6 separate regions of the Mus musculus genome follow, and all the other regions are linked to region 1. The links are chromatin loops, found by intact Hi-C in ENCODE. Cell type or tissue: heart. All regions are shown on one strand.

The links. Hi-C counts contacts between places; a loop is a spot of excess contacts. Peaks named below come from ENCODE experiments on the same cell type or tissue, not always from the same donor. Only the 100,000 strongest peaks of a DNase experiment are listed, where the experiment ranks them.
Region 2: a loop joins it to region 1, with 2.8 times the contacts of the local background. A loop is called at or near these places in 3 of 42 quality-filtered maps.
Region 3: it touches region 1 in a loop (5-fold over the local background); 12 of 42 quality-filtered maps call a loop at or near these places.
Region 4: it touches region 1 in a loop (3-fold over the local background); 6 of 42 quality-filtered maps call a loop at or near these places.
Region 5: a loop joins it to region 1, with 2.8 times the contacts of the local background. A loop is called at or near these places in 11 of 42 quality-filtered maps.
Region 6: it touches region 1 in a loop (2.3-fold over the local background); 3 of 42 quality-filtered maps call a loop at or near these places.

Annotation. Positions count from the first base shown.
Region 1 is chr13:46,427,666-46,431,665 of GRCm38, forward strand. It overlaps Rbm24 (RNA binding motif protein 24), which reads left to right. Exons shown (of 4, transcript NM_001081425.1): 4 at 1,289-3,434. The coding sequence ends at 1,652. Among named protein-coding and RNA genes, the nearest start is that of Rbm24, 11 kb to the left of the region's middle. In heart, a CTCF peak has its summit at 1,892; a DNase peak (open chromatin) is centred at 2,396; H3K4me3 peaks cover 610 bases; H3K27ac peaks cover 2,327 bases.
Region 2 is chr13:46,522,270-46,526,269 of GRCm38, forward strand. Cap2 (CAP, adenylate cyclase-associated protein, 2 (yeast)) reads left to right here. Exons shown (of 13, transcript NM_026056.4): 2 at 3,146-3,267. The coding sequence starts at 3,147. Among named protein-coding and RNA genes, the nearest start is that of Cap2, 22 kb to the left of the region's middle. In heart, no CTCF peak of the experiment used is centred here; DNase peaks (open chromatin) are centred at 702, 1,222 and 1,642; H3K4me3 peaks cover 673 bases; H3K27ac peaks cover 3,848 bases.
Region 3 is chr13:46,500,419-46,504,418 of GRCm38, forward strand. It overlaps Cap2 (CAP, adenylate cyclase-associated protein, 2 (yeast)), which reads left to right and starts at 1,485. Exons shown (of 13, transcript NM_026056.4): 1 at 1,485-1,793. LOC115488182 (a long non-coding RNA gene) reads right to left here and starts at 1,532. Exons shown (of 2, transcript XR_003950691.1): 1 at 1,447-1,532; 2 at 1-315. In heart, CTCF peaks have their summits at 1,724 and 2,405; DNase peaks (open chromatin) are centred at 1,643 and 2,193; H3K4me3 peaks cover 2,948 bases; H3K27ac peaks cover 3,181 bases.
Region 4 is chr13:46,570,572-46,574,571 of GRCm38, forward strand. The region is part of intron 4 of Cap2 (CAP, adenylate cyclase-associated protein, 2 (yeast)); the gene reads left to right. Among named protein-coding and RNA genes, the nearest start is that of Cap2, 71 kb to the left of the region's middle. RefSeq lists an enhancer at 749-3,778. In heart, no CTCF peak of the experiment used is centred here; DNase peaks (open chromatin) are centred at 720 and 1,620; H3K4me3 peaks cover 1,083 bases; H3K27ac peaks cover 3,824 bases; H3K27me3 peaks cover 303 bases.
Region 5 is chr13:46,662,178-46,666,177 of GRCm38, forward strand. No RefSeq gene overlaps it. Among named protein-coding and RNA genes, the nearest start is that of Fam8a1, 5.3 kb to the right of the region's middle. In heart, a CTCF peak has its summit at 1,602 (motif pointing left); no DNase peak of the experiment used is centred here; H3K27ac peaks cover 345 bases.
Region 6 is chr13:46,550,906-46,554,905 of GRCm38, forward strand. The region is part of intron 3 of Cap2 (CAP, adenylate cyclase-associated protein, 2 (yeast)); the gene reads left to right. Among named protein-coding and RNA genes, the nearest start is that of Cap2, 51 kb to the left of the region's middle. In heart, a CTCF peak has its summit at 2,249 (motif pointing right); no DNase peak of the experiment used is centred here; H3K27ac peaks cover 288 bases.

The DNA.
Region 1 (4,000 bases):
AAGAGGGGCATCTGCAGTTGCCACCCTATGGTTGTAAACTCTTGGGATTTTTATTATTATTATTAACCAACTTTTAAGAAAGGGCCTCAGGTCTGGCCTGTCTGTGAGATGTGACTGCAGCAATTAAAATGATGCTCGATTTTGTTATATGTTCTTGGCTCTTTTCAGGGTGACCCATAACCATATAACTAAACTATATAAACGGATTGAAAGCAGATAGGTTAGCAAGTCAACACAGAGGCTAACATAAGAGTTAGTGGGCATGCAGAACAAGGGCTGCCTTACGATGCGTACCTTTTTGAGTCTCTATTAAGTTCTGAGACATTTGGTTGTGTTTTTTCCTGTCCCTAGTTTTTCCATCAAGTTCACCAAACCCCAACCCTTTCTGTCTGCCTTACATAGAGACAAACAAGCCGGCTGGGCCTCAGCTGCCTGATAGTCAAAAAGGTTCAATTGACTGATCTGTCCTTATTGGGGGAGAGAAGAATCAGAGAGAGATCAGAAGTGTGCCACACACTCTTTGAGAAGCTCTGTGTGGGGGACTGTTAATAGCACTTGGGTAGCTTCTCACAACAGCCTTTTGTGAACCGAGTGAACCGCACTACTGTCGTGTGAGGAGTGTGTCTGCCGTGCTTACCACACTTGTCAACCTTGAAGCTCCTGGTTTGAGGTTTTATTTTATTATTTTATTTTGTCGCCTGCTTCTTTCGTAATTATGATTTTTTTTAATCAGGGTGACTGAGGTTGCAGAGAGATTAATGTGTGCCGAGTCTGCCTAGCGATTTCAAATAGGGTTGCCATGATAAAGAACACTGGAGTCTATTCTCCCTTGACTGGCCAGGTCACCACGGCCCCCACAAAACCATTCTGTCTCCGACCACCTTCGGAGCCCTATATTCACAGCATGGATTTTTCTATTTGCTAGACATATCTTTCTTAGATGAATTAGACGAGTTTTTCAGAATTCATGAAGACCCTGTTAAATCTGTCTTCTAGGCCCAGCCCTGGCTAATCATGATCCATTTTCCAAACGTGGCATACTCGCCTACTGCAGGGTTGGACATCAGAGTGAAAATTCTAATGGGGAGAATGTCATTCCATTTTCTTTTCTTTTTGTTGTTGTTGATGAATTCTCTCAAGGGAGCATCAAACGGACGGCTAAAGAGTAGATATTATGGCAACCCTATGTTGATAGCAACCACTAAATTTTGAGTTTGTCTCCATCTCTGAGCGAAGAGTTCCCACAAGAGATGAGTGAGGCCTGACTTTGTTTCTTGTCTCTTCACAGGATCCCCGCCCACTACGTCTACCCGCAGGCTTTTGTGCAGCCTGGAGTGGTCATTCCCCATGTGCAGCCCACAGCAGCCGCGGCTTCCACCACACCGTACATTGATTACACTGGAGCCGCCTACGCTCAGTACTCCGCTGCCGCAGCCGCCGCCGCAGCGGCCGCTGCCTATGACCAGTACCCCTATGCAGCATCCCCAGCTGCTGCAGGCTATGTAACCACTGGGGGCTACAGCTATGCTGTCCAACAGCCCATCACCGCCGCTGCGCCCGGGACAGCTGCTGCTGCGGCTGCAGCTGCTGCAGCCGCAGCCGCCTTTGGCCAGTACCAGCCTCAACAGCTGCAGACAGACCGAATGCAGTAGACCAGCTGTCTGATCAAAGTCAAAAGGGTTTCTCTTTTCCTCCTGATCTCCCAGTTTTTTAGTAGCTAATGAGAAAGTTAACAGTTGACCTGCCGGCTTTAAAGGGAGAAGGCAAGGCTAGTGTGAAGCAGAGGTGTTACTTTTTACCATACTCCCGGTAGTGCTACAGGTGATAAGGGGAGAAAGGGAGGGCGAGAAACAGTTTTTGAAGTCAATCCCAAAGAGCCCGAGTTACACAGAATAGCCACTAGGAGATGATGGCAGGGGTACCAATGGGACTTCACTTTTGTATGGGGATTTTTATTTTTTGCTCTTTTTTTATAGTATCAGGGAAGCAAACTGCCTTTTCCAAGTTAGAAAATGCTATGTGAATCTAGTTGAACCAGGGAATACGGAGTGAGCAATATGTAGCTTGAATTACGCGTAAAAGTAGATTTAAAAAGAAAAGAAAAGAAAACAAGACAGAAAAGCGCTGGTTGTCCTTCGTTGCAGTAACGGCAGGCCTGCAGAACTTTGTTGAGGCAGGAGGTAGTGTGTTTGTGCTATCTCAGAAGATGGGCATCGAACAATCAGTTTCGGGGTGTGACGGCGGGGACGGTGGTGGACAGGTACCAAAGCTATTTTCTCATCTGTCCTGTGGACGAGTGGGGTTGTGGAGCCATTGATACTGCACCAGCCGCTCAGACAATCAACAGCACACACTGTTCAAGAAAGAGTCCATCACTTGTACTCGTGGGAGGAGCTTGTCCCATTATAACTCCTCTCCCCATTCCCTGTCACTTGGGGATGATTTCATCTGCGGGTCAGGCTTTCACCACACCACTTGTCTTTCTATTTATTACATAGACTAGAGGATTATGGGTAAAGGCAGGCAGAAGTTGCAGATGCTCGCCCCTTCGGGACTGTCTGAAGGACCTTTCTTTTCCTCCTGCCCCACCCCTCCCCCTTTAAAATAATTTGACACGTTTTTCGTATCTATTTCAGAGTCCTATTTAAAACTATTTATTAGTGACTACAGTACCTAAGACAGCAAGGTTCTTGACATTACAGTTCTCCGACAGTTGATGATCTTGTACTTTATAATGTGCCTTAATAATAATCCTATTTAAGATATTTATTTTTAAGTTTTACTATGCTGCACTCTAAAGGAAGGAACTTTAGAAGTGACACTGTAAAATTATGTATTCATCTCATGGCATAAGTTATTCAGTAGGTCTAGATGTAGCATATTAAATATTAACCTATTCAACTAAAGACGTTGGCTTTGGATTTATTTAAATTCATATGTGCACTGTTCGGGTGGGTACTCTTGCCTAAACATATTTGAGTTTATTTTAGTCTTGAGTTGTTTTACTTTTTTTTTTTTTTTAAACAAGCTACATCGCTGGTTCTGTGCTTCCTCAATTGCTTTCCCCCTGTGGATCTCATGTACCGGGGACTCATGGCATCCCCGCTTTCCTCGTGTAGTGTATGTAGTTTTAAAAGACGGCTTTATATTTTTCCTTCTGAAAGTGAGATACTTGCAATTTTTACTCTTAAACTAAAATGAATACTATTTTACACTGTATTGGACTTTTATACTTGAAGAACTTCCTACAATGGATAATTTTTATGGACTCTCTCCATTGTCACTGGATTTAAGTATTCCTGTGCCGGGCAGTGGTCCGCAAAGGAGGGCGTGGCTCTCCTGTGCAAATTATTTATTTGTTGTGTATTTCGCTTTATAATGTTTCAGATCTTCTCATCTATTCACTTGTATTAAATATAATTTTTAAAAACTGCTGTTGCATCAGTTATTTCTAATGCTGCCGGAATTAGTTTCTCCTTTTGAGAGAGGCTGACTGTACTCGCCACGTAGCTAAGGATAACCTTGATTTTTGATCCTCACGCCTCCTGAGTGATGGAGGTACAGGCATGCAGCACCAAACCCAGGGTTTCCCAAACATGGGACAAGCACTCTACCAACTGAGCTACGTTCCCAGCCCCCAGCTCCCAGCCCCCAGCCCCCAGCCCTTTTTCTTCTTAACTACTTTGGTTAACCATTCCTCAATGGAAAACTTGTTCTGTGGATGTAAAAATCTCTCAGAGGATGTACTCTTTGACCTCTAAAGTATATCTCCCTAGATACCCGACTTATGTGTAGCAAATAGATCATCGCCCTAAACTGAATCCTGAAGGACCGTTTATACCACTGAGAATGGGTTAAAGCGGCCTCGGCCTAGGTCAGGACAGTGCTGCTGGCATTGGGGAAGCCAAGAGGCTGGAGCTAGCCTCCATATTTCCTAGAAATGTCAATACATCCAAATGCTCTTATTTATTGCTTTGTGATGCTAAGATTGAACCTGGGG
Region 2 (4,000 bases), 95 kb after region 1:
TTTGTTTGGTTTGGTTTTAAGAAATAAATTACCCTCAAACACAGTTTCTTAAAACAAACCTTCAAGAGGATGGAAAGTCAGCTCAATGGTTAAGAGCACTGGCTGCCGCTCCAGAGGGCTTGAGTCCGAGTCTCAGCACTTCCATGGCAACTCACGATTGTCTGTAACTCCGGTTCTAGGGGATTCAGTGTCCTCTTCCAGCCTCTGTGGGCATCAGGCATGCACATGGTACATAAACATGCACGCAGGCAAAACAACCATAAATAGTAATTAATTTAATTTTTAAAACTTTAAAGGTGTAAAATATAAGAATGTGACCACATTTTCCTCCGGTCTGATGAGCAATAGGCAGTAGGGACTCACCTATAGGGTGCCCTCCACAGGGACAGGGCGGCTAGAATTTTGGAGAGCCATGTTTGAGCTACACCATCTGACCCAGACTCTTGAGTCTTCAGTTGTTAATCTGGCCTCCTGTTCTACCTCTGATTCTTAGACTCTCTGTCACAGCTAACTCTCTGATTCTTAGACTATCTGTCACAGCTAACTTGCCCCCTCACCCTGTTCCACTGGCCTCCTGTCCAAACGCTTCCATCTGTCTCCTTTGCTCAGACCCATTCCTCACCAGACCCTCGTGTTCCCATCTGCCGTGGCAACCCTCTGCCTCTCCTCAGCCTCCTTCTTCATGCCCAGCTCCTGTCAAAAGTTGGCTAAGTGTGTTTTGAAATGCCAAGGCAAATGGGCTGGAATGCGGAGAATCTCTGGCTGTGCTTAGTCTTGAAAGTCTGCACAGCAGCTGAGGTCAAATGTGGAAAGACTTAGAAAGTTTGAGTAGACATACATGGCTACCTCAGACCCCATCAGTCACCCTGGACAAGCTAATGTGGATCCCAGTGTCTCCCTTCTTTTGTCTCTTACAGAGTGCTCCTAAATTTTCAACCTATAGGTATCCTTCCAGCCTCCTCTAAGTGACCTGTTTTGGTCTCATTTGAAGCTGTGACAAGACTTTCTGACTTTACATGAAGTGGCATCTGAGTGGCATTCCACAGCAATCTGCCTCGCCCCGCAGATTGATAGGCTGAGTCCTGCTGTCTCTCAACGTGTGTGACACTCACTGTTAGATAGCTTGAGATTGGAACCAGTTGAGGAGTCTGATTAAAAGCCCCAGGCTGGGAAGGCAATCCCAAGTGTGAAATTTAACAGGCTCTCCCAAAACAGCTTGTCCTGATGGAGGAGAGCCAGAGGTGGTTTGGGAAGCTGGCTAACAAAACAGATACATATCCCTGCTATCAGAGACTTGGTCCGTGGCAGTAATGTTTGGCAAGTTGACCAACAGGGAACCTAGATAAGTGAACAGATGGACCGCTAATAAAAGATCGGAGGGTCTTTCATCATTTCTCAAACGGCCCTCGCCCACCTAAGAGATACCCAGTTCCCCTGAAAGAAGATTATGTAAAGGATTCAATTAAATCCTTCCCTCCTTCCCACCCCACCCCCACCCCCTTCAACTGCAGTGGAATCAGAAGCTCTGACGTGAAGAGGAAAAGAATAGCTGAGCAACTTCTAATTTTGCAACCCCTTGGGATTAGATGCTGGATTCAGCCGTGCAGAGAGTCCTGTTCCATATTTTGAGAGCGCTGCCGGCGGCAGCTTCCAGAGCGATGGGTTTCCAAAATAGACCACGAGTTCTGCGTCCATCTCTGACTACTGATATTTAGTTGCTGAAGTACAAAGCCAGGCGTGTGGTTAGATGATGTTAAGCTTGCGTTTGGAAACTGTGGTGACCTGATCATCGTATTTAAACTGAGAAATGCAGAGACGCACATTCTCCTGGCTTCCAGGGAAACTCTTGAAATATTCACACATCCCAAGGTGACACAGCTCATCCTTGCTCCAGGGCAGCTGTGTCCATGATTTTCGGAAGCATGCCATCCCTCCCTTGCTCACAACGATGCTTGGGAAAGTTCCTAAGAGTGGAAGAAACCATAGGCTCTGGCTAAAGCCGGCATGCTTTATTCTCTCTGTGGTCGCAGACTGATTTCCACCGAAGGTAGTCATAAATAAGTGAGATACAGCTCTCAGATAGTAATAAGTTAACTGAATTCAGTTCACAGAGGACTGTGTAAGGTCCAGGACTAGTCACGGGACCTACACACTTGGTTAAATATGTGTTTGGAAACAGAAAATGATGGGGGTGTGATTCCCTTCTTCATCCCCAATGCCTCGATCAGCTTCCATCTCTATTCCAGCCTGAGTAATGGATAACTTAAGACCCAGCCTCCAAAAGCCAGCCGGGCCAATACTAACATGTGCCTAGATGTAACCAGCAGCCTCCACAAGGAGAGTAACCACCTTTAATATTTTAAATGAAAACCTCCGTAACTCAGAATCATTATAACGGAAGATAATTTCACCACAGAAACACTGATAGCAAACTGGTAATAAATAATACCCAGAGGGGATGGTATCTCCCTGCCTGCTGGACAATACACAATTCTAGAAACTCACAATTTCATACAGTGAGGTGAACAAGGATTTCCAGTGGGTTTAGAGTTGCCCTGGGTAATCATGCTTTAACATGGTGACTATAACTAATTGAAACGTGTTCCCACCACTTAGCCTCATATGCCTTGGTGATATTAATTTGGGGTTATGTGTTTGTGGCCTTTAGGTGAGTGCTGAACAAAATCGGCATCAGGCAGCAACATTGGAGTAATGGGAATTATTCCCCAAAGCAGAGAATAATGGAAAACTAGGTAATGTTTGCATCCAAGATTTTGTAGTATATATTTTTTTTAAAAAGTCATTCCAGGTATGGTGTAATAAAAAGCGTATGCCTTTAGTCCTAACACTGAGGAGACAGAGGCAGGTGGATCTCTGTGAGTTTGAGGTCAATTTGCTCTACATAGTGAGTTCCAGAACATCCAGGGCTACATAGAGAGGTCTTCGCTCAACAAACAAGCAAAGAAAGCAAATCACAAACCAAACCCTGAACTGAGAATGTTCCGTTTCAGGCATTCTCATGGCGGGAGGTGATGGAGTCTCTTCCTGTGATGTTTATCTTCTCGTCTACCTACCATTCAGTGGGATGGTGTCAGTTTGCTGCCTCTCCGGGATGCTCACATAATCTCCGTCTGTGTCTTTCTAGAATGACAGACATGGCGGGACTGATGGAGAGGCTGGAACGTGCAGTCATCCGGCTGGAGCAGCTGTCTGCAGGGTTAGACGGACCTCCCAGAGGCTGCGGGGAAGTGAATGGTGTCAATGGAGGTAGGGCCACCACCTGATGTCATTACTGGTCTTTGTGCAGTTCACTTAGCCCTGCCTTCAACAGGTTTTCCAAAATCTGACTCCCACTTCCTTCAAACCCCTTCTCCTTCCTCTGGGTGTGAGCACCACCTTAACCAGAGGCAAGCAGCCTTGGGGAAAGAACATGAAGGGATTCGTTTTCTTTCTCCCACAAAGACAGGCAGGTTTTATGAACCAGCTTCCGAAAGCAAATTTTAGAAGCTGCAAGCCATAGTCCACAAAAAACGATCGGCATCTGTGCCTCCCAAGAATGCAGTCCACAACCAAAGAGGTGTTGTTCTGTTTTAATGTGTAACCGTATCGTTGAAGGAATTATCAAAGCCAGGACAAGTGTGCTCCATTAGAAGGCACTGAAAGGGATTATGTAGGTTTTCACTCCAAGGCTGAGTCACTGCATTTGACCACTGCAACTTGAACTGAAGCTTGTCCCAGGTTAAGCCAGTGAGGGAGCACAGTCATGACCAGAGCATGTAATCTGACCTCTGAGCATCCCTAACTAGTAGGCCTCTGGTGGGGGGCGGGGTGTACAAGTGCTGAGGGCGGAACCCAGGGTGCTTTTTTGAAAAGAGCTTTTGGGTTGGAGAGATGACTCTGTGGGTAAAGGTGCCTGCCACACAAACCTGGTGACCTGAGTTTGATCCCCAGAACCCACGTAAAGGTGGAAAGGGAGACCCGGCTCCACAGAGTCACCCTC
Region 3 (4,000 bases), 73 kb after region 1:
TGTCAGCACAAATAATAAGCAGGTCTCCATTTACTCCAGACAAAAGAGAGTCAAGAGGTGCCTGCTAGGCATGGCTCCACAGTTGTGGGCTTTTGACAACACCAAGAGCTGAGTTAAATGTGATTTTTAACATCGACAGTTGTGGTAGTTTGTATGTAACTGGCTCCATTAGGCCCATAAGGGAGTGGCATGATTAGGAGGTGTGGCTTTCTTAGAGTGGGTGTGGCCTTGCTGATGGAGTCACTGTGGAGGTTGGCTTTCAGGTGTTATATGCTCAGGCTATATCCAGTGTGGTATGCAGTCTCCTCTTGCTGTCTGGAGATCAAGATGTAGAACTTTCAGCTGCTTCTCCAGCACCATGTCTACCTGCGTGCCACAGGCTTCATGCTATGATGATAATGGACTGAACTTCTGACTAATACCCAACCCCAACTAAATATTTTATTTTATAAGAGTTGCTGTGGTCGCTGGGCCGTGGTGGCACACGCCTTTAATCCCAGCACTTGGGAGGCAGAGGCAGGTGGATTTCTGAGTTCGAGGCCAGCCTGGTCTGCAGAGTGAGTTCCAGGACAGCCAGGGCTACACAGAGAAACCCTGTATCGAAGGGAAAAAAAAAAAACGAAAGAAAAGAAAAAGAAAAAGAAAGAGAAAAAGAAAAAGAAAAAGAAAAAGAAAAAGAAAAAGAAAAAGAAAAAGAAAAAAAAAAGAGTTGCTGTGGTCATGGTGTCTGTTCTCTGCAATAAAACCCTAAGACAACAGGGAACATTGGCTTTACCAGAATCCCCTTTACTACACAATTTTGAGAGTTTGCTTTTTGAATATCTGTAGGGCCAGGCATAGTGGATCTGTCCATTAATCCCAGCACTCTGGAAGCAGAGGCAGGAGGATGTCTGTGAGTTCAAGAACAACCTGTTCTACAGCAAGTCCCAGGGCAGCTAGGGCTTTGTAGGGAGACACTTTCTCAAATTTTAAACAAAAGAACATAAGCTATTACATTTCTCTCTCCCCCTCCCTTCGTCTGCAGCTTTTCCCCTTGACAATCATTCATTCAGTGAAGAGCTTTGTGTCCAGTATTCCAGACTCAGATGAAAATCGAAAATCGATCCTCTCTGTCTAATTATGCTAACCAGAGAGAAACGCTTCCAGTTTCGTCAGCATAGACCATACATATATAAAATAAGGGGCAGTGTCTACAAGTAAAACAGTTGCTGGAGTAGGCCGGCCAAGGATTCTACTCGTTTCTAAATAATCAGATGACTTTTTAAAGTTTCTGTATATAAGTTACTTGCCCCAGATCTACAATCTATCTGAAGAGATACATGCATTTGCTCTCCTTTATCCTTTTCTTTGAGTTGGAGGATATTCGAGGTGCTCCATTCTCCCTCTCTTTGTGCGGGTCACTATGCAGCCCTACCCACCCCCAACCCCCTTCAGGGACCGCCAGACCTTTTCAGAGCTCTTTGCAAACCCGCAGGAGGAGGCGAAGGCATTTCCTGCTTGCACCGGCGATCGCCTCTGCCCTCCTATCTCTCTTCTCCCACGGCCCATCTGTGTCTCCTCTCTGCTCCCTTCCTTGCCACCCCCGCCCTCGGCTGGGTGCTCCCGGCCCCTCCCGCGCCCGTCTGTATTTGGAGCTGCCGGAAGCTGCGGGCGACTCTCCCCGAGAGCAGCGTGACCGACTCGGGCTCCCGTGCAGGGGGGAGGCGGAGGCAGCACCGGGCCTGCGGGAGGAGGGCGCAAGTGGCCGGAGCCGGCTTTGCATCACCGAAGCCAGGACCTGAGCTCTACAGCAGGTCAGGCTGGAACGCGGAGGGGGACGGGGGGGGGGGGGGCGGCGAGGAGAATGGGGGGCTTGCCTGGACACCCGGCACCCAAGGCCGGCGCTCTCAAGTTGCGCGCCCCTGGTAGGGTGGGAGATGGCCAGGGCGCGGGGAAGAAAGGCGAAGCAGACTCAGGGATCTGAGGCCACCCAGATGTGAGGACAAGGGAAGTGAGGACCGGAGATGTGAGGATCTGTGATGCGGGGATCTGACACTGGGGCAGTCCTCATCTGGGTCAGCTCAGCCCAGCGCTCCAGCTGCTCGCCTGGCGCTGAGGACCGCGAGTTTCGGGCTGGAGGGCCACCTATGGCCTGCCCGCCGACAACCACCGCACCCTAGGCCGGTCTAACTTCAAGGGGTCTCCACTGCTCTGCTTTGAGCTTTCTGAGGGTTCCCGGGTGGGTGTCATTGAATTAGACCTCGCCAGTGCCACCTCAATCCGAAGGTGCTGGAAGGAAAGGAAGGGACCTGGCTTCTCTGCAGAATCTGACTTGAGGCCATGAGTCACTTCTAAAAAATGCACACGCAACTGATGCTTTGAAGGGACCGCTCTGAAAATGGTACCCCTCAGCAGCTCTCTGACTGTCCCATAGGGGGTTGTTTGTGACATCAGCAATCTTGTCGTCATCTTTAGGCGGATGGCCCGCCATGCACATGAGACTATTTATTCTCATCAACACCACAGAGGCTGTGCATTAAGTCATGTCGGAATCCAGGCGTTCTTTATGTGAGTTTGTGCTTTTAGGACTTGTATTTAGAATTAGGTCTAAAAAGTTTACCAAGTGGAGGTGAACTTTGTACAGCCAAGACTTGCGTCTTGGCCTGAGTAATCAGGAGAAGGCAGAAACAAACGGAAAAAAAAAAAAAAAAGAAAAAGAAAAAGAAAAAGAAAAAAGAAAAAAAGGGGGGGGGGAGTTTATCAGAATTGCTTGCAGAGAGAGCACTGCCTGTTCGTTTGGCTGCTTGGTTTGTTGGTAGACAGAGCTTTGCCATGGAACCCCAGGCTGACCTCAAACTGTTAGCAATCATTCTGCTTCCGAGCTGAGATTACAGGTGTGCTCCTCTGCTTCCGAGAGGCGGACTTACTCTGTACCCAGACTAGCCAGGAACTCGCCATTAGCCCAGGTTGACTTCAAACTCACAATCCTCCTGCTTCCGGCTTCTGAGTGCTGGATTACTGGTAGGCACTGCCACACCTAACGAAGGTGTCTCAGAAGTCTTGCTGACGTAGCTGGGACCACTTTGTGGAAAGTAACAGTGGTGTCTGTCTCACCTTTGGAGTGACTTCGATTTGCTGGGGTTTTGTTAGAATACAAGCCTGCTGAGGGCAGGGAGGGGTTCGGGGTGGTTCTGCGTGGTTAGGGACTGAAAGCTGGTACAGAAAGCTGGTGGAAAGAATTAATTCGATCACTTGCAGTCAGAGCACGGTATCTTGACAAGACTGTACCTTTTTTTTTTTTTTCTTAAGAAAAGACTTATTTCTCCACGGATCCTCGAATCTGAAAATCCTTAATAAAGTTAGGCTCAAGTGAGACTCAAAGACAAAGAGGAAAAAAAAGAAGCTGACTGTGAGAAATGATAGTGACCAACCAGTTCTGCAAGCCGGAAGTGGGGTTTTCCACAAGACATTGTTTAGCTTGTTGGAATGACGGGAGTGTGGGGTTCCCTAACTTCCTGGCTAAAGAGCTAGATGGTAAATAGGGGCTCTGCAGCCCTCAAGGTCGACTTAGTAACTACTCAGCTTGGCTATTGTAAATCGAACGAGGACGAGGAGAATATGGAGAGGACTGTACCGGCGAGTTTCATTGTGTTAACAGATATGAAATTTGAAATTTAGTTGATTTTCACCAGTAGCAATTTTTCTCCTCTATCACACACACTCACACACACACTTGCACTCACATACATGCGAGCATATCCACTCACACACCATACAGACATACACACACCACAAACACATACATGCATACAAGCACACACATACACATACAAACACAGGCATATGTGCACATACACACTTAGTTTACAGGAAGAAGGTTGAAGGAAACAGAAGAGAAGTAGTTTAGGGGTTTGTTTGTTTGATTTTTTTTTTCCTCCTGAAAGTAGAGAGCATCTTCCCACCTTGGGCTAGAGTCTCAGACGGCTAGATTCTCCAACTGCTTGAATTATGCCCAGAAATT
Region 4 (4,000 bases), 140 kb after region 1:
CTAACCAGTGGCTCCTTTTCAAATTGACACAAGATGCTCACTTCATGAATGCATTCCCTGTGTGACCAACTCAAAGGCACCCGAGGGCAGTAACGCATGCTTTAATTTCTGTAGAAACATGCAAACTAAAGCTAAATAATATATATATATACAACAGGTCAAAAATTTGTCTTCCTGATAGAAGGCTGGGTAATATTTGGTTTTGGTTTCGTTTGAACCAAGTTTCTTGCAGTGTATTCTCGGCTGCCCTGGTACTCACTATATATACCAGCTTAACTTCTAAGTCATGGCAATTCTCCTGCCTCGGCCTCCCCAGTGCTGGGATTACAGGCATGCATCACTGTGCCTGGCTTAGCAGCTTGGGTTTTGTAACCAATAGCCTTATGGGTAGTGTTCCATGTTGTAGACAGAGAAATAAGGAAAGGAAAGGTTGACTTTGCTTTTCCTATTAGTTTTGCTGCACACGGCGTGAAAAGGACCTAAACAATTGCACAGGGGCTCATGATTGAAGGCTGCCGCCCACATTGGCTAGAGATGCGGGCGAACGAAGACTAAAACGCCCTAGAAGGAAAAGAGACATGTCGGTTGTGTGATAGCATCAGGGTCTGCTGGAGTTGACAGCCCGAAGCTAAGCAGGCAGGACTGAATCCCAACAGGAAAGCTAATCGCTGGCTTATCAGGATGCGGGGAGGAGGCTGATCCAAAAGCGAGCAGGTGCTGACAGTCTCTACCCAGACTGTTTGCTTTAGCAGCATAAAGTGGTGACGAGCTGTGAGCGCTGACTGGGACTGGTAGCTTTATAGCTATTTGGAAGCTCAGGGCTGTGGAGGCAGAGAGGATTTGCTAAGATCCTGTCCTGCTGAACTGTCACTCAGGGTGGCTTTGTTGTTGTTTTCGATCTGATAAGGCGGCATGAGCTCATCTGCCTTTGTGTAAGACCTGAATCAGATAAAGAACGGCTGTCCAAAGGAAGTGAGGTGATTAGCACAAACTGCGGATCTGGGCGATTATCTGAGGGGTGAAGGGTTCAGGGAGAAAGAGGTTTTCCTTTGTTTCAACTATCTCACTCCAAGTTTGTTAGAATTTCAGACCGCAGTTGGTGATAAAGGCCAACCAAGGGATAAAACTGCATTTATTTGACTAAGATGATTTTTCGTTACCCTTTTTGTTTGTTTGATGTCAAGATAACTTTGAATTCTTTATAAAATAATTATCAGCTATTTACCATTCTTTACTGAAGAAGAAGAAGAAGAAGAAAAAAAAAAAAAGAAATGGCCTCTTGCGGGCCATCGTAGACCCGATTTAAAAATAAATAAATAAATAAATAAATAAATAAATCGGGAAGGTTACAAGACCACTCTCTTAAGACCTGAATCAAAAAAATCAGATTTTAAAAAGAAGTTGCTGACTCATTCACCAAAGCTTAGCTGCCCTGGAAGAGCCATTTCTTCAGATCTGCTTCTTGGCTCCTGCTTCAGCAAGCCATAACTGAAGTGGTCCTCTCTGGACAGAGCTTCCATCTTCTTACAACCCTGTGTCTGTGAACCCTGCCAACGAGGAGAAGGGAGTTCCAGCTGGCATTCCGATCTGGATCCGCCGTCATAAATTAGCTAGCCAGGGCACAGTCCGTTACTATTTATGGTCATGTTCTATATTTGTATGTGCTGGGGGATGAATCACATGACCAGACCACCATTTGCTATCGGTGTTGACGTATACCAGCCAGGGAGGGTCTCACCGGAGTTTTCCCCATACCATGCTTTTCGTCAGCTCTCAATGGAAAATGCAGCTCCTTTGAGTACTAAAGTTAAAAAAAAAAAATCATCCTGAATAAACTTTATATAATTGTCTTCCCAATGAGACAGACTGCTGTACATGCAGCAAGCTCATTGAGATGCACTCTGCCTTCCAGAGAGTTTCACAGATACGTTCTCAACGGTGCCAGGAGAATGGAGACCAAAATTCCTTTTACATGTTTTTTTTAACTTATTTCCTGACTTGGATGCTAGAGGCTCCTCATACCCATTTGTTTGGGGAAGAGAGAGAGAGAGAGAGAGAGAGAGAGAGAGAGAGAGAGAGAGAGAGAGAACATCTCAAACCGGTTGAGAGAGAATTTTTGACCGTGGACAGGGGCGAGAGAGAGAGAGAGAGAGAGAGAGAGAGAGAGAGAGAGCCTATTAATTAATTCTTTCCCTTTCTGTTCTGCACGGCTTTTCTCCCAGCATAGCTTAATATTTAGTTTCTGGTGACAAATGCCTCGAGAATGTCCCCCAGATTTGATACTTATTCCCTTTTGTAAACAATAGAGGAAAAAAATGTCTTTTGACAGATCTTATGAATTACTTGCGGTGGGAGTCATGCCTCGGTGTCTGGAATCACTTCTGAGATAGATGCTCCCGTAAGCAGTTCCTCTCCATCTCTGCAAGTCTCTGTTCAGACTCCAGCCCTCTTTAATCTTCAACCCAGCAAATTTCTTCTCTAAGCTTTTTTTTTTAAACAAACAGCTATTGGATGCTTGCTCTGACAGAGTCAGTGCCCTTGGCACTTGTACATCATTTATTATTTCATTTGTGCGATTATTGTTCTCTGTGAGAAAGGGATGTTGGTAGTGTGATTTTCACGGTCCATTCAGTCCCGTGTTTTGGACTGGTGAGATAGCTTAGCCAGGAAAGGCGCTTGCTGTGGGACCTGATGACCTGAGGTCTGTTCCTGGAAGGAGAGAACTGACTCAAGCAAGCTGTCCTCTGAAAACTTAGAGCACATGTGCACATGCCTGTGCACACATATGTGCACACCCCATCACCAGCACCCTCATTCACTAAGGAACATATTAGTGCCCTTTGTGTGTATGTTTATGTTGATGCATGTGTTTGTTTACATGCATGTGGGAACCAGAGGTTACCATAAACTCTCGTCCCCAGTTCCTCTCCACCTTATTTAGTCTGTGTATGGACTGAGTGTGCTGTGTGTTTGTGTGTGTGTGTGTGTGTGTGTGTGTGTGTGTGTGTGTGTGTGTGTGTTAGCATGTATAAGGGAGCATGTGTGCGTAAATGCACATGAAGCCCCAAAGGCTAGTTTGATATCAGATGTCCTCTGCCGTGTCTCTCCTTTCTGAGACAGGGTCTCTTGCTGAACCTGAACTTTGGAATCCAGCTGTCCGGCTATCCCTATCACTGCCCTCTGAGTACTAGGATTGCAGACACACGGACATATCCAGCCACTCTCATGTGCTTAGTGGCAATCCCACCTCCTGTCTTCATGCTGGCAGGATTTTATCCATGGTGCCATCTCCCTAGCCCTCCACCTTATTTTTCAAAACAGTGTTTCTCATTGCCCTTGTGCTCCTTGATTCTGCTAATCTGACTTCCCTGCCTCCAGTCCCAGGGCTACAGATGATAGTATACTATGTATCCACACCTCACCTTTATGTAGAAGCTACAAAACACAAACTCAAGTTCTCTGGTGCTATAAACATTTTATGGACTAAGTCACATCCCCAGCCCCTTATCTGCCTTTTGATGCTCTGTTATGGTAGCTTGAACTTCCTGGGCAGCTAGGTTGGTAGTTAACACTTCCTGTGTCCACACTAGTGACTTGTTCATGTGTCGTTTGGGAAACATCTCCCAGTTAAGTGTTCTGTGCACATTTTTTTTCTCTCCTCCACAAGACATGCTAGGAGCTTCAAGTACCTTTCAAGCTAATGTGTCTTTGTTGTTATGACACACTGTGGTCTTAGCAATGTTCGAGTTTAATACAAAGATGACTCAGGCTCCTGGTCACATTAGATTGGTTTAAAGAATAAAAGCTGGGTTAATGAGCCACAGTGGCTCAGGCAGGGAAGCGGAGCAAAGTGACATTTTTATTTAGTATCATCCAGTTGCCCATTAACACACACACACACACACACACACACACACTCACACACACACGTGCGCACACAAAGGAAAAGTGATGTCTGGAGGTTTATTTGGTAAGGCTTGAAATACAAGTTGGGGTACAA
Region 5 (4,000 bases), 230 kb after region 1:
GCGGGACATGGGTTCTCTCTCACACCCTTTATTTCCCTGCCCGACACTCCACATTCATTTGAACCAGCCCTTTTATTTTACAAGTATATGCCCTTCATAATGATTCCTGAAACATGTTGGGGACCCAGTGTCTCCTTCATGTTACGCAAGTACTCTTAGGCTGAGCTGTACCCCGTCTGCATCAAAAGCTTTTGATTTTTCTGTTGCTGCCTAAGTCATACTTGTAACTTTAATTTTTTTCAAAGCCTATTTTTAATGATGGTTCTTAAATGCTTTAACCTCCCTTGTAGCTCAACACCCACCAGGAGTAGTGGGAAAGAAAGAAGTGGGGGAGGGAAGTAGACCTGTTTAGAAAGGTTCTTTGGATCAACTCCCAGCTGTGTTGTCTGGAAATCGGCAGTTCAGCTCACAGGTTAGCATGCAGCAGCAGCTCCTTCCAATCACCAACACCTCATGGATTCCAGCAGTCCAGCTCAGTAGAGTCAGGTTAGCTAATGTGAATCAGCAGCAGTGACACGACCTAGCAGAGACAGCCAGGCCTCAGCCTCAGCTTGAGTCAGTAGGAGGGACCTGGAGGGACACCAGGAAAAGTTCCCTGTGGTGTCCCTCTCAGAGAAGTGAAGATCAGCGAAGATGAGACACACAAGCATTGTACAGCTAGCTGTACCAGCAAGCCAAGCTCGGTCTCCATCACTCTGTAGAGTCCTATTTATAACCCTCCAAATATCACGTGTCCTCTGCATGTCTGTCTCGACTGACATCACTCTGCCAATCAGCCTAAGTTCTTGGAAGGGGCAACAAACTGCAGCACACCACCAGAAGTTTTTGGGTTTCTCTCTATGGCGTCCCCACCAATGCAGCTCAGCTACACAATGTAAGGCAGCCCAATACATGTGTGTCGTTAGCAAAGAATCCTTCATCACGTGTCCTTTCACATGCTTGCTTTAGCAGAACATCCGTTCACCTGGGTCTACTTTAGTCAAGCGTTCCCTCACAACTCTACCTAAATCTGTGTCCAGTTCAGGAAAACACTCCTTCACATGTTTGCCCCAACCAAACACCACCCAACATAATAGACTTTCCCTTTATGTGACAGTCGTTTTCTCCACGTACCCTGCTCCCATTCAGCTGACTTTGCTTTTCTTTCACCCCAGTCTCATATTTCCAAGTGAGATCGAGTCTTAACCCTACGACAGTCTTTCCTTGTGCCAGATTTCGTGGGTAACGTTCATGGATGCTACAGGAACCAACCAGCAAGCCTTGGGTTCTGTCCAAACAAAATAGAGATGAGGGCTGGGTTTGAACCGCTTAAGTCGGCTCTAGGGATGCCTGCCACAAATCCTAGTGCTCAAGAGACAGAGGTGGGAGGAGCAAAGGTTAAAGGTCATCCTTCAATACATAGTGAGTTCAAGGCCTGCCTGAGCTACGTGGGGACCTGTCTCAAACAAAAGAGGGTTGTGGAGAGGGGAGGAGAGGAGAGAAGAAAGGAGAGGGGGGAAAAAACAGAGAAATTAAAGTCAATCCTGTTGAAGATTCTCAGCTTCTGAAGTCAGGCTGGGAGACAGCGATTAACTTTGGAGATTCCTCCCCCTACTGGTTGCCTCAAGTCCTGTCTATTTTACACAAGGCAGCAGGCCATCCTTTGAATGTGACATGGTTTTTTCAGAGTTAACAAAAAGCCTGCTATAAATGAGGACACAAATATCAATCACCTCAAGTTCCCATAATCAAGAAATCTATCATAAAGAAAAGTATTATTATTATTATCATTTTTATTATATAAAATTCTTACCGTAATGGATATGTTTCTTATGCTGCTTAGCGAGAGAGCCCTGGGGGAAGAAACGCCTGATACAGCATTACATCACCCAAGTTTAGTTACACAGGGAAAAAATGCTTGGGTTACATATTTTCCCACAAATTAGTATGGAAATCAAATTATTTTTAAATTAAATATTTTATTCAGTGCACTGGGCATCTTATTTCTTAAATGTCATTGATAAGTATTACTCAAATAGAATAATAAATTTAAAAATTAGATTATCCCACTAAGACTATAGTCAAAGAACAGGTGCTTGGCTACCCACATGTCTAGAACGTTCTTTTGCTTTGTCTTTGCTTTTGTTTGTTTTTTGGTTTGGTTTGGTTTGGTTTGGTTTGGTTTTTTAGAACAGGGTTTCTCTTTGTGTGGCCCTAGGTGTCCTGGAATTCATTCTGTAGATCAGGCTGTCCTCGAACTCACAGAGGTCCTCCTGCCTCTACTTCCAGGATTCTGGGATTAAAACTATGCTCCACCACCACCCAGCCAGAATGTTTTTTTTTTTTTAAGTTCTATCAAAGCATGAATTCCAAGATGTGTAAAAAATTAATTATCTATTTTCCTAGTCGTGGTACCTCATGCCTGCGCTCCTAACATTCTGGAGGTGGAGGCAAGGGGTTAGAAGGCTAAGCTACACTGCAAGACCCTATTGAAAATAATCTCAAAAGAGACTTTAAAAGAAAAGAAAAACCAAAAGACTGCACACCAAGGGAAACCGAGGTGACCCCATTTCACAGCTTTCGTAATGGCCATCATCTGTGCTGGGACCCAGACTTGAGTGCCCAAGCGAGAGACAAGGCTTCTCCCAGCGTCTCCTAGCTGTGAAGATTCTGCTCTACAGGAAGCTCCGCTTTTCTCTCAGCCTTTTGCTAGCCAATATCCCCTCGACTTAAGTCCCATTAGAATTCCTTCCGACTCCCTGTTCAAACCACTGTGTGGTTATGGGCTCTTGGTTGGCGGCTGACTGGCACTGATGCCCATGTAGTCTGCGTTCCACAAGTAACTGAATGTTGCATGTTTACCAGACACTATCCTAACATTGCCCACTGCTCATTTGGGTTACTGAGTCTCTTGCTATAATCACCTCTTCTGAAACAACAACAACAACTTGTGATGTTAAAAAGTGGACAATGGGGCTGGAGAGAAGTCTGTGCAGTTTAAGAGCACTCAGTGCACTTGTGGAGGACTGGGGTTCAATTCTCAAGAACCCACATAGTATCCATCCTAACTTCAGTTCCAGAGCATCTGATGCAGATTCTGATGCAGATTCCTCGGGGAGCACCAGGCATACATGAGGTGCACAGACATACGTGCAGCTAAGATACTCATACACACACTACTTTACTTTGTGTGTGGCTCTTTTGCCTAAATGGTACCCTATGCCCTCCTCTATCACTCTGCCTTATTCCTTTGAGGCAGGATCTCTCTCTCTCTCTCTCTCTCTCTCTCTCTCTCTCTCTCTCTCTCTCTCTCTCTCCCTCCTCTCCCCCTCTCTCTCCCTCTGTCCCTCCTCTCTCCCTCTGTCCCTCCTCTCTCCCTCTGTCCCTCTGTCCCTCTGTCCCTCTGTCCCTCTCTCCCTCTGTCCCTCTCTCCCTCTCTTCCTCTCTCTCCCTCTCCCTCTCTCCCTCTCTCCCTCTGTCCCTCCTCTCTCCCTCTCCCCCTCTCTTCCTCTCTCCCTCTCCCTCTCTCCCTCTCTCTCTCTCTCTCTCTCTCTCTCTCTCTCTCTCTCTCCTCTCCCCCTCTGTCCCTCTGTCCCTCTCTCCCTCTGTCCCTCTCTCCCTCTGTCCCTCTGTCCCTCTCTCCCTCTCTCCATCTCCCTCTCAACTTGGAACTTGTGCTTTAAGGGGCTAGGCTGCAAATCAGCAAACCATTTGTCTCCATCCCTCTCAGTGCTGGCTTACACCTGTGCTGGGACAACAACTCAGCTTATTATGTGGGTGCTGGATTCGAACTCCAGCCCTGAAGCCTGAGCAACAAGCTCTCTGAATGGATGAGCCATACCTCCAGCCCTTCTGCATTACTTCTGACTTAAGGTATTTCATATTTGATTTCAGTCCAATCTCTTTGGGTACAGTGTGTTCTATTTGCTTTGCTACTTCTGGTTTTCCGAAATTTGGTTTCTAATTCTCTGATTATGTGGCTTCACTTCTAAGGGGGTTATTTATTTATTTTATGTATGTG
Region 6 (4,000 bases), 120 kb after region 1:
GATGTTCCGACGCCAAGAAGATGAAGTCAGCGTGGATGTTCCACAGTGTCACCTGAAAACAAGATCCAATAAGTTCTGTCCGGGTTCTAAAAAGCAGCTGGGGATATGGCCCAAGTTGGTAGATTTCCATCCCACAGTTAGGAGGTGGAAGGAGAAAGATCGGATGTTCAAGAGCATCCTCTAGTGATGAGTTTAAGCCACTCTGGGCCTCATGAGACCCTGCTCCCACCGCCAAATAAAAGAAGAGGAGGAGGAGTGGAGAGGGGAGGCAAATATGTTAACTGTCAGTAGTCACGGTAGTTGGGAGGACAAGAGAGACCTGTTAGGTTTTCCATCAGCTTTTTGTAAGTCAGCACCACTGGTTATAACACTTAATAATTTATTCAGTTCACATCCTGCCCATGCCAATCCATTCCTTTGGGCATCTGCTTACCAGTCAGTTCTTCAGTAACCATCATGTGTCTGATGATAAGTGGGCTAGGGCTGGAGATTCAAAAAGGGTAGTGGGCCTCTGGAGGGAGGGGCCACTTGGCAGGCTGAGAGAAGCAGCCAAGACAGCATCCATGCAGGGTGTGAAGCACTCTGGGCATCTTGAAGAATGTGTGTATTCATAGGTCAGACAGGAAGTGCTTCTTAGTTTACCGAGTTATTGATATGTCAGCGTTATCAGGGTGCCAAAGACAATGTCGGAGTCCATTTCTGCCCTGATTTTGAGGATGGACATAATCCCCACCCATTGCTCTTTGAGCCTTCACCATTAAGTTGGCTTCCAGACTTGATTTTCTATGAACTAGCCTCAACCACAGCATGACAGAAAGTAGCTGTAAGTCATCTGTTGTATCCAAGTCCCTGTGGCTCACTGAAGAAGGCAGGAAAAAAACCTAAATGAAAGAGTTCTTGACCCTTTAGGGACATCTGTCATTGAGGAAGCAGTGAAGATATGTCCACATAAAGTTACAATAAAAACTAGTACCAGGCCAAAGAGAGGACAGTAGCACTGTCCAGAGACTTGACTTAGCTCTGACGCTTGCTAACAAAGTTAGGAGCTCCACTAGCCTCCCTGGATCTGTGTGTGTGTGTGTGTATGTGTGTGTGTGTGTGTGTGTGTGTGTGTGTGTGTGTGTGTGTGTGTGTGTCTGTCTGTCTGTCTGTCTGTCTGTCTGTGTCTCTCTTTCTCTCTCCCCCCCTCTCCTTCCCTTTCTCCTTCTCCCTCTTTCTCCCTCTTCCCCCCTCCCTCCTTCTTCTCCCTCTTCACCCTCCCCCTCTCTTTTCTTCTTCCTATCCCTCCCCCTCTCCCTCTCCCTAAGAGATGAAAACATTGTGGAAGGCAGGCTTCGAGCATATGAGCATATTTCTTGTCCCAAACTCTTTTTTTTTTTAAAGCAATTCATGAACTGGGGACAGAGAGCATTTGACAAGGAGTTATGGTCCTAGTGTCAATGCAGGTGTGTCTATGCAAGGCATTGGAGGCAGAAAACATTCTGGGCTCTATCCAAACTTTTTAGAGACAAGAACCTTCGGTGTGGCTATGAGAGACTCAGTGTGGGGATGCTCTGTGCGTGCCGCAAGCATGGAGAAAGCATGATTTAGGCTCCCAAGCATCACACACACACACACCTACTCACATTAGCCAGATGTGGTAGTGCACACACTTTTAATCCTAGTACTCAGGAAGCAGAGGCAGGCAGAGCTCTGTGAGTTCGAGGCCAGCCTGGTCTACGTAGTGAGTTCCAGGCCATCCAGGGCAACACAGCGAGACCCTGTCATTAAAAAGGAAGGATGCAGGGCTGGAGAGATGGCTCAGTGGTTAAGAGCTTTAACTGCTCTTTCAGAAGTCAGGAGCTTAATTCCCAGCAACCACAAGGAATCTGTAATAGGATCCAATGCCTTCTTCTGGTGTGTCTGAACACAGCTACAGTGTACTCATATAAATAAATCTTTTAAGTTTTCTTTTAAAGGAAGAAAGGGATGGAGGAAGGGATTCTTGTTCTAACTTTGTTGCTGATTGTCTACTGACTCTGGGCAAACACCTTTATCCTTCCTCGGGAGCTGAGTGAAATGAACCCCTTGGATGGGATAAAGTACACAGCTCCAAAGTGGATGCCCTCTGAGTTCTTTTGCCAGCTCAGCTACTGATGAAAGTAATACAGATGTGCAGGAAAGAATACTTCGGGTGCCACTGAAGCTAGAGGTTTTCCTGTGTATCTTGACTGGAAGAACCTGGCTCCAGGGGGCAACCTGCTGGTTGCTTTTAAGAACTCTGTGAGTGAGTCTAAGCACTAAGACTTACTGACTGACTCTCTGTGGTCTCTGGAGACGAGGAACCACTGGCTTAAGCCTTTCCCAAGGCTGGCAACATATCAAACCCGGTGTCTCCCGTCATGGGGCTTTGTGAGCTGGGGTTCGAGTTCACGACTGCAAGGCTTGCGTCCAACAAAATCATGAAACGGGTGGGATTTGTCCTTGCCTCCTCCCCCAACATTTTTCTTATTTCTCATCCATCTGTCAGATCCTTCTTTACCTCTTCACTGGCTAAAACGCAAGGGACGTCTTCGGGGTAGAGTAGAAGGAACTGAAGCATGTGTAGCCCTGAGATTCAGTATCTCTAATTATGTATCCCAAACACTGGCAGATGAGTTAGGGAGGCCAGTGGGATGGCAGTGACCTGCCCAGCATCTCATCACAACCCTGGAAACTCATCCTGGATCAAGGAGGTCAGAGAGTCCTTTTCTTTCCTTTCTGGTCCTGACAAAGAAGGATCTAGAAATGCCTTCAGCACAGTATCCTGCTAAATGCTTTCCATCTTCCAAGATTTGCCCCTCCCTTTTTCCCTGAGCTTTGCCTGGTTTTGTTTGGTTTGGTTTGGTTTGGTTTGGTTTGGTTTGGTTTGGTTTGGTTTGGTTTGGTTTGGTTTGGATTGGATTTGTTTTGTTTTGTTTTGTTTTGTTTTGTTTTGTTTTGTTTTGTGGCTATGTGCATGGAACTCTGCAGCCCAGGGCTTTTCCAGAGAAATTCGACAAAGCTCTGATGAGTACTCTGGAGATCAGCTGGGCTTCCCCAGGGTGCCAGCTCTCTCCCAAGAGGATTAGATGAAAATAAGTCATGTTTAGCTGGTGTCTGCTTGCCGGTCCCCAAGGCTTGCTTTCAACTGATCACAGGAATGCATTTTCCTGTACTTCTCTCTGCAATCACAGAACAAGGTCCTGCTAGCCTGTCTTGAGAGCCCCAGATGCCAAAGTGCGCATGAGTATAGAGTTCAAATAAGATTTCCAGCTTTGGCCTGAGCAGAATGGCCCATACCCTTTCTGCACATGCATACGAGTAGACAGATAGATACACATGTTCCCCCTGATCAAATATCACAGAGCCTGTCTCCTTTAAAGGTCCCTCAAGGACTCCCAATGACCCTCACAAATGCAACAGGCAAAAAGTCAGCAAAAACCTTTAAACAGATGGTGATTTGTCATTCCCCCAAAGTCCCTACCATTGGCTTTTCTCTTTCATAAAATGTTCAACACCCTAAGTGTGCCAAATGCTCCCCTTTCCAGACTCAGCAGGTTCAGAAAAACTGCTGTACAGTGGGGGGAACTCGTAGAACTTTCCAGAAGAAGGAAGCAAATGGGTCAGAACACCCCCAACTTGTAGATATGTATAGACTGATGGAGTTCCGGATGAATCTGCATCTGAGTTTGCTAACTATGCTCAAAGGCCCAAGGAGCTGAGAGAAGGATGCAGCTCCCCAGGAAGGCATTTTCCATGTAAGTCAAAGATCTGAAACAGAAACTCACCCCAACCACACACCCCCTCCCCCCTCCCCCCCGTTGAGGAGTAAAAGGCCCTTTGCAGAAAGGGACTAATTAATGAAATTGCCCATCTTCCCTGGTCAAAGTGCTTCATTAGCAGCAGACAGGTTTGTAGTCTTCGTTACTAGGGACAAGGCTAATGGCATGACTACAAGAAATATCGTTAATGCCACCTCTGAGCTGCCATTTCAACTGTT